Linked DNA regions of Homo sapiens: regions 1 and 3 are each linked to region 2. A link is a contact called in ENCODE Hi-C data. All regions are on one chromosome and are shown on one strand. The core of a region is the stretch at or near the end of the contact, and the rest is flanking DNA. Distances in the headings are between cores, read along the strand shown. Region 1 holds the start of TYW3 (tRNA-yW synthesizing protein 3 homolog). Region 2 holds the start of GADD45A (growth arrest and DNA damage inducible alpha). Region 3 holds the start of FPGT-TNNI3K (FPGT-TNNI3K readthrough).

Region 1 (4,290 bases), core at 855-3,354, 7.0 Mb after region 2:
TTAATTAAACTATACTTCAAATAGGCCTTCCTGTTTATCAAATATAAACTTTTAAAAATTAAGAGTCCCTTGGTTTAATTTTTGGTTTAATTTTACCTCTGAAAGGTTGCCAATATGCCTTACAAATCTAGGAAATAGAAAATCTAAAATCCCTCTTCCAACAGTGATCTTTTTCCTGGCTATGCTTGTATCCATTTGATTTAAACGAAAATTAAAGGAATTGGGAAAATGTTAGGAGTATATTTTAACATAGGATGAACAGATCAAGTCACAAAGCCAGAGCAAAGGAACATTATGAGACAAGAGCAAAAGTAAAATTAAATAAGAATTCTGGCAAGAATTTTAAAAACTGAAAACTTAGAAAAAAAATCAATCATTACAAATTGTTCTGCTGCTAATACACAATGACTCATGTAAGCATATGGTTTATTATTAACCCAGAAATGTAAAAAAGGCAAGAATTACAAGTGGTCAGAGAAAGTCTCTTCCTGGCTGTGTGATCTTATCAGGTCACTTCTGTTCACTTGAGATAGGACGGGGTAAGAAGAGGGGAGGAGTTTAATAATTTCGGACTCCTCCAGGTTCCATGATCGTATGGAACAGGGCAGTCTGTTCCCTAATGCTGGAGGAGTAGAGCTTGGAGAGATTTGCTGCTGAACTCGCTGCGCTAACCAGACACGTAATCACAGTGGCTTCAGAGGGACTCGCACAACAATTTCCATTAGCTACGGACAAGCATTCCAAACTTTAGCCTTTAGGTTTAATCATTGACACACCTTCCCTGGTCACTGAGTCTCCTCTAGAAACTCAGTATAAACATCCAACGATGTGTTAACAGGGTGTTTTGTAATTTTCTTTTGAAGATTATTCTAGGTGGTGGGCGTCACAGGGTCAATAAAACTATACATTTCTCTCAAAGACTGCAATCCTGATGGCAAAGCTGGAGGAAGCTCCGGGAAACCTGTAATTGTGGGAATCCAAGACAAAAAATCCCCCACAGCTGGGCTGTGGGAAGGGGCCCTACCTAGGAGAAGAAATCAAATCCCCTACAGCTGGGCTGTGCGAAGGGGCACTACCTAGGAGAAGAAATCCCCTACAGCTGGGCTGTGGGAAGGAGCCCTACCTAGGAGAAATCCCCTACAGCTGACAGGTGGGCTGTGGGAAGGGGCCCTACCTAGGAGAAGAAATCAAATCCCCTACAGCTGGGCTGTGCGAAGGGGCACTACCTAGGAGAAGAAATCCCCCACAGCTGGGCTGTGGGAAGGAGCCCTACCTAGGAGAAATCCCCTACAGCTGACAGGTGGGCTGTGGGAAGGGGCCCTACCTAGGAGAAGAAATCAAATCCCTACAGCTGGGCTGTGCGAAGGGGCCCTACCTAGGAGAAGAAATCCCCTACAGCTGGGCTGTGGGAAGGGGCCCTACCTAGGACAAATCCTCTACAGCTGAGAGCTGGGCTGTGGGAAGGGGCCCTGGACAGACCGCTGGGCGCTGCTGCAGGAATCCCCAAACCCAGGCACTGGCTGCAGGGAAAAATCAAGCGGGTGACTGGCGGGGGGGGGGGGGGGGGGTGCAGCGTGGGGCTGGGGGACAGGGAGTGCGGGGGGCGGAGGCTGGGCAGGGGTAGTGCCAACGGACACCTCATGGTGTGGTAGCCTAAACTCAGAGCCTAAACGCAGGACCAGGGCTAGGAGCCCAGGACCAGAAGGCAAAACTTCCTACCTGATTTATGGATGGGAACTTGCAGCCCCTGGAGGGGAATGGCTTCGGTCTGGAGCTCTACGCACTAGTTCTCTGGGAGGACAGAGGGCAGGAAAGGGGTGCAGCCAAAATCAAACTCGGTTCCACTTGGACGAGCAGTGGGGAGATTCGCTGTCTAAACAACTAAGGAGAGTTTTTAAAACCACTTACCAGAATCTAGAGTGGGAATTAAAATCTGCGTGGGCTTCTTCAGATTCCACAGAAATGAGGACTGCCACACCTTCTCCAACTTTTGCAGGCTCCACCCAGGATGTGCGCCTCGCTCCACCCAGGATGTGCGCCTCTCTCCACCCCTAGGCGAAGGCACTAGAATTTCCCAAATTAAGAACGAAGAGGAAGTTTGGACCTTTTCGGCCACCGCTCGCTTCAATATGGCTGCCCCCAGGGAGAGACGAGGCTACCATGAAGGAGCCGAGCGCAGACCCTGAGTCCGTCACCCATGGATCGCAGCGCGGAGTTCAGGAAATGGAAGGCGCAATGTTTGAGCAAAGCGGACCTCAGCCGGAAGGGCAGTGTTGACGAGGATGTGGTAGAGCTTGTGCAGTTTCTGAACATGCGAGATCAGTTTTTCACCACCAGCTCCTGCGCTGGCCGCATCCTACTCCTTGACCGGGTGAGGCCCCTTTGCGCCTGTCCATCGCCTGCCTTCTAGTGCGAAACTTCAGGAGCCCTGTTCCCATCCAGTGACGACCGGATCCAGCATGTCTGTGTTTGCTCCTCTGAGGGGTGGTCTCTGTTTCTTTATATGTGAAATTTAGGGGATTAGATCAGTGCTTCTAAAAGTTTAACGTGGCTATTAATCAGCTGAGCATCTTTTAAAATACAGATCCCGATTCTTTAAGTGTAGGGTAGGGCCTGATACTGTGCATTTCTAACAAGTGCCCAAATGATGTTGAAACTGCTGACCTGGGAACTATCTTGTGTGGCAAAGTTTAGAAAATTTGATTTTATTATATGAATACTAAGGGAATCTAAAGACTTTGTAGCTTGCTAAGGTATTGAATGCCGGAATCCGCTCATCAACAGCTCTGGCAAATCATTGTTACTGCATGCTTGAACATCACCAGTGTTAAGGAGTTTACTGCCTCCTAGTGAGCCCCTCCATTATTACAACTCTAGTAGTTTTACGCAGAGAAAAGTACGATCGTATATAATTTAGGATGGTTAGACTTTTTTTTTTAACTTTATGATGGGTTTACAGGGGTAGTAAATGCATTTTGACTTACATTTTCCACTTATGACGGATTTATTGGGATGTAACCCCATCATAAATCAAGAAGCAGCTGTACAAGCCATACCTCCTTATTTGCAGGTTCAGTTACCCCAGTCAACAGCAGTCTGAAAATATTAAATGAAAATTCCAGAAATAAACAATTAGTAAGTTTTAAATTGCATGCTGTTCTGAGTAGCGTGATAAAATCTTGAGCCAACCAGCTCCTTCCAGAATGGAAGGTGAATCATCCCTTTGTCCAGAATATTCCACTATATATTCTTGCTGCCCTTTAGCTGCTTGGTAGCCTTCTGGGTTATCAGATCGACTGTGGTGGTATCACAGTGCTTGTGTTCAAGTAACTCTTATTTTACTTAATAATGGCCCCAAAGTACGGGAGTAATGATGCTGGCGATTTGGATCTGCCAACAGTAAGTTTTAAAGTGCTTTTTTGAAGTGAAAAGGTGAAAGTTCTTAAGGAAAGACTTAAGGAAAGAAAAAACAGCATATGCTGAGGTTGCTAAGATCTACGGAAAGAATGAATCTTGTCAGTGAAATTGTGAAGTGAAGAAGGAAAAAGAAATTGATCTGAGGTTTCAGGCATCCACTAGGGGGTCTTGGGACATATCCCCTGAGGATAAGGCTGCTTGGGAGTGATACTGCTTAGATTAAAAACCACGGGCTATGTGACCTTAGGAAAGCTATCTCAACTCTGCCCCTTCCTGTTCTATGAACTGAGGATAATAAAAAGTATCTGCTTTATAGGGATTTTGTGTGGAGAAAATAGGATAATTTTTTTTGAAATATTTGGCTTTGTGCCTGGCCCATGCACTGTAAAAGTTGGCTGTGTACTGATTTTATTCGTAGTATTGGCTTAAGAGCATGGAAGACAGCACATTGTTAGGCTCATTCTTTAGGTCCATTATTGACTGATCATTTATTTGCTGATCTCTCAAGTTAGCAGGGCCTGTTCATTTTTAAATCACTTCCATCACCTTCAGAGCAATGGCATTCTTGCCCACAAACTCTCTCTTGCCCCATTTCCATAACTCTGTCTCGCCTTGATTTTTGCAATGGTTCTCTAACAAGCCACTTAACTATTCTTCTCCAAACCATGTTTGACAAATTGCAACTCTGCTTATCTCTCACCTATGCTATGTTTTATTACACATTTTTCTACATCAGAAAATCCAAATGCTTACTCTAGTATACCTTTCAACCTTTTTTTCATTGCTTTTCTTCATCTTTAGCTAGTTACTGAAACTAAACTGTTCTTTTCATCTTGTATTTACTTGCTTTTGCTCATGTTTTTTGGCGGTTTT
Region 2 (3,864 bases), core at 1,297-3,796:
AGTTTTTACTTCCAGTCATGAGGCCCAACTTTGAAGATAATCACTGAGAAAACATTCTAGGTATACTCAGCAATCAGGCAAAATGATGTAACGTATCTGAGTCAGAAAGTATGACAAATGAATATTTTTGCATACTGGAAGCCCAAGCTTATCTCAGAGAAAATCCCCAAAATACTTGGGCAAATAACTTTCTGATGAAGTCAAATATAGCATGCAGTATAATTTTTGAGTGGAGGACTAAGCCTATAATAAGAAGTAACCATTTGATATCACATTTTTACTGGATATAGTCGACTTGGGTGGGGCACTTTAGGACTGTGGTTCATTTGAATTGGTGTAAACAATACACCGGTTCTACTGTCCTACAGCCTCCATTCAGATGACTGAAGTCATGGGACTTTCAGCATAGCTAGCTGATGACAGTGCATACTATTTTGTCCCAAAATCCAGTTCAAGCATGGACATACCAATAAGAGCCTAAGCTCTTTAAAGGCAAAGGACCAGGAATTGTACAGTTCTTGGTATAGAAGAAGACAGGCAAAAGTGTTTTTGAACTAACGTTAAATGTGCAATATGTTAGAATTCATGCAATGCACAGGACTGCAGGATTCTGATATCTTATTTAACTCTCAAATTCTATTCAACTCAATAAACCTTGACTGTGCTTCTACTAAATGCAGGTATTGTACTAGGAGCTGAGGACACCAAACTGATGAAGTCCTTGCTGTCAAGAAACTCACATGATTCCCTAATTCTTTGTCAGCTTGCTGTGATCACATTTTCTTCCCAAGAACCTCTAAGAAATGCCTAGTGGATAGAACCTTGGAGTTCCACGGAACATATTAACAATCGCCAAATGATGACTCAGGCTAGATTGTGTAATTCAGGTTTTGTCTGCAAAACTGAAAATGCTTCGGTAACCTACCTAAATTTCAATGTTGAGGAATTCTTTAAGAAAGACATCAAATGTTAAGATTTAAGGCATAGATATGAGATACATAGTCATGCTTAGGTGAATTATGCACTGACCATGACCATTTCTTTACTCAAATGTTGTCCATGGCTGACAACACAGTGAAAAAATGAGTGCAAAATGACAACTCAAATAAATGAACCAGAAAACCTATCACTTTTCTTTTCCACCAAATTAAGATCAAGAGAGCTGGAGAATATTTTGTCTAGAGTGATAAAAACATAAGGGTGCAAAACTTCCAGGTACCTTTGCAGAAATTACTTCTGTGACCTTTGGCTGTACAGCAACCTTAATAATGCAAGCACTGTTTTGAATGCAAGCATGTGGGAGCCATTTTCACCACTTTTGATGACTTCAGTAGGTTTAAGAAATGTTTTTGCTTTTATTGCATAAACCATAAAACAAAGGAAGGGACTTTTGAACTACTCAGTGAGAGTCTATATATTAAAGTTTGTTTTTCAAAAATGTGTAACTACCATTTGCAGTTTTAAAGGTCTGCTTTCCACCTACAAGTTGCCATTATCTCAAAGGTGAAATTTTAGCATATGACTAAAAACTTCCTATAGTTACAGCTTCATGATTCAGCATCTAACATCAATAATTCACAGTGAGATCATAGGAGGCTCTCTGTGGAAGGTAACGACATACATACGTTAGGAAAGGAAGCTTAGGGCATATCGAGAGCATTTTGAATTTAGACTTGTGGGCTGTGTGGGTGTCAGATGGTTGTCTCTCAGCTGGTGGGCGTCCAGAAGGATCCTTGTTTGGGCAAGGCTCTTTGAGAAAGGAGAATCTGGGTTGCCAGGGATTCCCACATGTGGTCACCAGCTCCCCACGCAGACCAGCTCACGATTTCCCAGTTACACCGGGCAGGTGGGAAACCGTTCTGCTTTCTGTGGAAAAGATTCTAACTTGGTTCCCTGCCATCCCTGAATACAAACGGGTTGGTTTTTCTTTTTTCAGCTTCCAACCCTTGCAGCTTTCCAAAAATAAATCAAACCAGCCATCAGGGCACCGAAATAATACTACTGCTAATAAGCAGCTTCGCCTAGACTTAGATAAACAACACTTCTGAGGTAAACTTTGCCCCGGAGGTCTGGAGACACTTTTTTAATGTAACCTGCTTACTAATAATTACTAGACTTCAGTGCATTAACCCTGGAAATAGATTTTAATAGCCACCCCTTAAAACAAAAGACATGAAAAGATAATAAGAAAAAAGTGCCGCAACTATTATAGAAAAACACTTGGCAGCCTGCTTCAGCCCAAGCTGAGGCCACCTCTAGCCTCTGCTAAAGCCCCCCACTCCCAATGGTCCCCGCCAACCGGATAAGAGTGCGCGCGGGACCCGCCTTCCCCTCTCGGCACCGCCCCCGCCCCCGCCCCCTCGGCTCGCCTCCCGCGTGGCTCCTCCCTTTTCCGCTCCTCTCAACCTGACTCCAGGAGCTGGGGTCAAATTGCTGGAGCAGGCTGATTTGCATAGCCCAATGGCCAAGCTGCATGCAAATGAGGCGGAAGGTGGTTGGCTGAGGGTTGGCAGGATAACCCCGGAGAGCGGGGCCCTTTGTCCTCCAGTGGCTGGTAGGCAGTGGCTGGGAGGCAGCGGCCCAATTAGTGTCGTGCGGCCCGTGGCGAGGCGAGGTCCGGGGAGCGAGCGAGCAAGCAAGGCGGGAGGGGTGGCCGGAGCTGCGGCGGCTGGCACAGGAGGAGGAGCCCGGGCGGGCGAGGGGCGGCCGGAGAGCGCCAGGGCCTGAGCTGCCGGAGCGGCGCCTGTGAGTGAGTGCAGAAAGCAGGCGCCCGCGCGCTAGCCGTGGCAGGAGCAGCCCGCACGCCGCGCTCTCTCCCTGGGCGACCTGCAGTTTGCAATATGACTTTGGAGGAATTCTCGGCTGGAGAGCAGAAGACCGAAAGGTGAGTCGGCCTGCGGACTCTTCCGGCCCGAACTTCTCTTACCTACCCCGCGCTCCCCGGTGCAGCCGGGCTGTGGAAGGCTTGCAGGGGAGGAAGCTAAAAAGTTTGCACAGGGCAACTCCCGCCCTTGCTCCCTCGGGACTCTCCGTGGAGCTCCCACGGACTGAAAGAGCGTGCCCCCCAACCCGAACGAGCCCCGCCGGGGCCTTTGCAAAGGGCAGCAGTGGCCGTCGCTGCCCGTGCGGCTCCCGTGGCTGGCAGCCTGTGGCAGGGGCACTCTCGGGACTTCTCACGGGACGCCCGGTCCTTGGGCGTGCAGGGGTCATGGGGGGTGACGGGGCCGCGGGAGCGCCGGGTTTTCGTAGAGCCCAGGTGCGCGGTGGTGCTTGCATTCGAGAGGGAGGGGCGTGGTACCGGACGAGGGGGGCGGCGATGGCCCCGAGGGCACCGGGGCTGACGGGACCCCTCGCCCTTGCCCGCGTGTAGGATGGATAAGGTGGGGGATGCCCTGGAGGAAGTGCTCAGCAAAGCCCTGAGTCAGCGCACGATCACTGTCGGGGTGTACGAAGCGGCCAAGCTGCTCAACGTGTAAGTGGGGCCCTTGCGCGTCCCCCATGGCACCCCTTCCCGCCCCAGCCCGGGAGGTCGCCTTGGCTGGGCGCCCCTCGCCCGGCCGCGCCACTTCCTGTCGCTTTTCTGCCTGTCTCGGAAGGGAGGGGGCGAGCGGGCCGGGCGGCGACCCCCAGGGACCCGGGCAGTGGTTGAGGGCGCCCGCGCTTCTGCGCTCACTGGCCCCGCCCGCTGCCCCCAGCGACCCCGATAACGTGGTGTTGTGCCTGCTGGCGGCGGACGAGGACGACGACAGAGATGTGGCTCTGCAGATCCACTTCACCCTGATCCAGGCGTTTTGCTGCGAGAACGACATCAACATCCTGCGCGTCAGCAACCCGGGCCGGCTGGCGGAGCTCCTGCTCTTGGAG
Region 3 (3,859 bases), core at 956-3,455, 6.5 Mb after region 2:
TTTGAGAAAAGAAAGAAAACAGAAGCCATAGCTGATAATATGGTATATTTATTTCCAGCAAATTTTGATTGCATGATATAGTCATATTGAGAAAAAATAATATCCAATTTCTATGGCCATCCTTCCCAGATCCAAGAAATACTCTAATATTCTGTATGATACCGTCCTAGATCCAATAAATACTCTATTTAATATTCTGTATGATAGAATCTAACACATCACTCTGTTTGTCTCCTCACAATTGTTACCACTGGATTTTTTATTTGGTTACTTCTTCCTTCTTTATTTCACCTTATTAGAATATACAGACCCCAAACATATAGGCTCTGCTGACCTTCACTCCCTTGGGACCTCACTTAGTTCCACAGTTAAAATTAATTCTATCTTCTTGCTGACAATTCCCAAAATTGTATCTCTAGCCCAGACCTCTCTCCTGAATTCTAGACTCGTATGTATAATGCATACAGACACATACACACACAAACTTCCATTACATATTCACTGCATACACATGTCTCTTTATTCCACATGTCCAAAATCAAATTCTGGACCCTATTACCCCAAAAACCTTCCTCAGTCGGAAACTTACCCATCTTAATTGATGGCCAATCCATCCCAAGGCAGTCATTTTGACTCCTCTTTTTCTCTTACAGTCCACACCCATTAATTCCATCAGCACATTTTATTGTTTTTGTCTTAAAAATATATCCAGAATCTGACCAACTTCTCACCATTCCCACTGCTACCATCCTGGTCAAGCCTTCACCAGCTCTCACCTGCAATATTGCAGTAACCTCCAAAGAAGTCTCCCTGCTTCTATCATTGCCTCATCCCCCATTATAATCTATTCTCCTATCTCCGAGTGATCTCTTTAAACATAAGCCAAGTCACTTCAAAACCCTGCAATGGCTTTGTTTCCCTCAAGAGTAAAAACCAAAATTCTTCCTATGGCCCTTTGTTCTCTCTCTGACCTTCTCTCGCTACTTTCTCCTTTGGTTACTTTCACTCAAGTCTCTGTATTTTCTAAATGTTCTTCAATAAGATACTGTTTTTTTAATTAATGAAGTTTTAAATGTAAAACTATGAAAGAGTAATCTAATCTGCCATTTTATCCAAATGTTTCCACTATTAGAACACGATTGTATAACAAGTCTGAGAAGAAAAACTAAGTAAATTTATGACAAGAGTTTATGGTGCCCTGAATGTCTACGTACCTAATGAAGACGTTGATACAGAGAAATCGTCTCAAAAAATCAAACGGTATGGTGAAATACCACAAGTTCTGGGTTTGGGATTGAAATATATTTCTTAAATCTTTTATTACTTACTAATTGTGATACCTTGACTAACTCACTATTCTCTGATTCAGTTTTCTTCTGTGTAAAGATGAAGTGGTCTGTAAAACCAAGAAACCTCGTGTTCTATAACAGGAACACCTTTATATAGCTACCCAAAAAAACACCTAAAAAGGCTGACTTATTCCTAAGAGTGTTATTGAACATTCTAGATTAATCTGCATATACAAAAGAATGCCAGAGAAGAAACCAAAATACCAAAAATATTTGGAGCCTGGTTGCGGACTGAATTTTATACAACTTTCAAAGACACTATTTGAGAGGCTGTCGTGTGTAGCCTACTAAGAAAAAACAGAGGGGTGGGGTGGCTCACTCTCTAGGAACCACAAACTTAAGGTTCCTAGAAAGAGCAGAGATTTTAAATATTCAGACTGTGTATGTATCATGACCCAGGGTTGGGGGCAGATGGCCCGGGGTGGCGGGGGAAAGGAGAGATGGCGGAGATCTTCTATCAGGCTATCCTGGGGAACTGCTCCAGGCTGAAACAAACCACCAGTTAGGACGAACCGCCTTTGATGTGAAAGCTGGGAAGCTAGAATGTAGTTTCGCCTTATCCTTAGCGGGTCGGTTCTAACAATTTTGTCACCCAAACTGAACCACTCACCGGGTCAACTGGGCTGCAAGCCCTTATGAGTTGGAGACAAGTGGCCCAGCCCCAACACAGTCAGACAAATCGCTGGGCGGCCATCTGCTCCTGAGACCGTTGCTAGAGAAACAAGACAACATCCAAGTTCTCCACATCATGGTTTTCCGGGCGCCAGCCAAGGCGCTCCGGGGGCGTGGTTACGTGGGCGACGCACGGAGGGGGCGGGTCAGAAACAACCGGGCGGAGGCGCACCCCAGGGCGCATGCGTGCTGTGCGGCGCGGTCTCAGGGAAGGTGGGGCTATGGCAGCTGCTAGGGACCCTCCGGAAGTATCGCTGCGAGAAGCCACCCAGCGAAAATTGCGGAGGTTTTCCGAGCTAAGAGGTACCAGAGAAGGCACCGGAGTTCTCCTGGGCAATGCAGAGGGAGGGTGCTTTTACGTGCCAGGAGGTTTGCTGGACTGTCACTTCCCGTTTACTTCTCATCTGTAGGCCTATGACGCTCCCCAGGAGTAGCTAGCTAATAATCCTTTTGAGTTTTTTATTCTTTTCACTGTCCCTGCTTGACATGCTTGTTGCTTACTTTATTCTTAGTAGTATAGATATTAAAAATGAGGGCGGAGGAAGAAGAAGAAAATCTTACTAGTGAAGTTATGCATTGATTAGCTCATTAATAAAAGTTGCTTTAAATAAATCTAAAAGATACGAAGCACAGTATTTTGAACTTTATGAGTAGATGCCAGCCCCCTATCTACTTCACGCTTTACATTACGTTCATCTACTTCTGTAATGTAACCGTTTGTTGAGGGAGTAACAGAACATGGAGGAATTATGGATTAAAAATTAAAAGGAAGAAATTTGTTATCAAAAAATTGGCTATGACACTTAATCCCTGTACACCTGTCTAATAAAAGTGATTATATTTGTGTTGCAGTGACTGCTTAAAAAATACTGGGACTAATTCTTGGATAACAGTAAAACTTTCAGGACTATTAGATTCTAGCTGACAAGTTCTGTTTGTTAACTAATTAAAATGCTAAATCATTTTGTTTATCAATAAAGAGATTCCAACTGTCTACTAAAAGTGCACACTGTCTTTTAAAGATGTCATCAGAGAGTTGGGACCTTCTGTTATCCAGAATTTTATGTTATATTCTAACAGCCTATGTAAGTTTGCATGGTTCATCTTAAAGTAATAGAAAATAAAGTACCCACATTTATAAACAGCAACATTGAGGGAAGGGATCTTTGGGTTGTGTCTTTCTTAGTCACCTAACACCAAGTGTCCGTGATACATAAGAATTGATTTGCAAAGCTGGAGATTTGTTTATGTTTATCTCCTCTTCTTATTGAAGAATTGAGGCAATAGTCTTTGGCAAGTTAAAAGTCGCTCTCTTAATCAAGAAACATTATGTCATTCAGAATTTATAATTAAATTGGATTGCAAACCATAAAAGGAGGGAGTGATCTAAAAGAAAAAAAAGGAACTTGTGAACAGTCTTCATTATAACTATTTTGAATCGTATTAATGCACCACTAATTATTCCCTAACTTTCAAAAGCCAAAGATACATTTTGGAAGATGATAATGGATATTACCTTCTTTATCATCTTTCTCAATAGGCAAACCTGTGGCAACTAGAAAATTCTGATAATTTTTGTTTTCATTTCCTTGCTTTTTCCAAATAGGCAAACTTGTAGCACGTGGAGAATTCTGGGACATAGTTGCAATAACAGCGGCTGATGAAAAACAGGAACTTGCTTACAACCAACAGCTGTCAGAAAAGCTGAAAAGAAAGGAGTTACCCCTTGGAGTTCAATATCACGTTTTTGTGGATCCTGCTGGAGCCAAAATTGGTACGCGCTTTATGGTCAGTTTTATAATATAGGTCCTAAGCAGAATAATCATTGAAGAAAAGGT

Evidence for each region. Hi-C counts contacts between places; a loop is a spot of excess contacts on that map. Pooled maps may share reads with other maps.
Region 1: a map of CD8-positive, alpha-beta T cell shows a loop between it and region 2 (13-fold over the local background). The contact joins the promoter of TYW3 here to the promoter of GADD45A in region 2. A Hi-C loop is called at or near these places in 3 of 168 maps with a recorded cell type or tissue (CD4-positive, alpha-beta T cell, CD8-positive, alpha-beta T cell and naive thymus-derived CD4-positive, alpha-beta T cell) and 6 of 50 pooled maps.
Region 3: a map of CD8-positive, alpha-beta T cell shows a loop between it and region 2 (16-fold over the local background). The contact joins the promoter of FPGT-TNNI3K here to the promoter of GADD45A in region 2. A Hi-C loop is called at or near these places in 3 of 168 maps with a recorded cell type or tissue (CD4-positive, alpha-beta T cell, CD8-positive, alpha-beta T cell and naive thymus-derived CD4-positive, alpha-beta T cell) and 7 of 50 pooled maps.

Annotation. Positions count from the first base shown.
Region 1 is chr1:74,731,048-74,735,337 of GRCh38, forward strand. TYW3 (tRNA-yW synthesizing protein 3 homolog) reads left to right here and starts at 2,105. Exons shown (of 6, transcript NM_138467.3): 1 at 2,105-2,371. The coding sequence starts at 2,198. CRYZ (crystallin zeta) reads right to left here and starts at 2,003. Exons shown (of 9, transcript NM_001889.4): 1 at 1,909-2,003. RefSeq lists enhancers at 800-1,089, 1,685-2,395, 1,950-2,239, 2,620-2,719.
Region 2 is chr1:67,682,655-67,686,518 of GRCh38, forward strand. GADD45A (growth arrest and DNA damage inducible alpha) reads left to right here and starts at 2,547. Exons shown (of 4, transcript NM_001924.4): 1 at 2,547-2,884; 2 at 3,371-3,472; 3 at 3,696-3,864. The coding sequence starts at 2,841. RefSeq lists a cis regulatory region at 1-448, silencers at 2,211-2,390, 2,401-2,460, 2,651-2,810, 3,281-3,410, 3,481-3,620 and enhancers at 3,518-3,864, 3,721-3,770, 3,801-3,864.
Region 3 is chr1:74,196,037-74,199,895 of GRCh38, forward strand. FPGT-TNNI3K (FPGT-TNNI3K readthrough) reads left to right here and starts at 2,206. Exons shown (of 27, transcript NM_001112808.3): 1 at 2,206-2,324; 2 at 3,628-3,795. The coding sequence starts at 2,243. It overlaps LRRIQ3 (leucine rich repeats and IQ motif containing 3), which reads right to left and starts at 2,140. Exons shown (of 8, transcript NM_001105659.2): 1 at 1,960-2,140. It overlaps FPGT (fucose-1-phosphate guanylyltransferase), which reads left to right and starts at 2,206. Exons shown (of 4, transcript NM_003838.5): 1 at 2,206-2,324; 2 at 3,628-3,795. The coding sequence starts at 2,243. RefSeq lists a silencer at 2,044-2,143.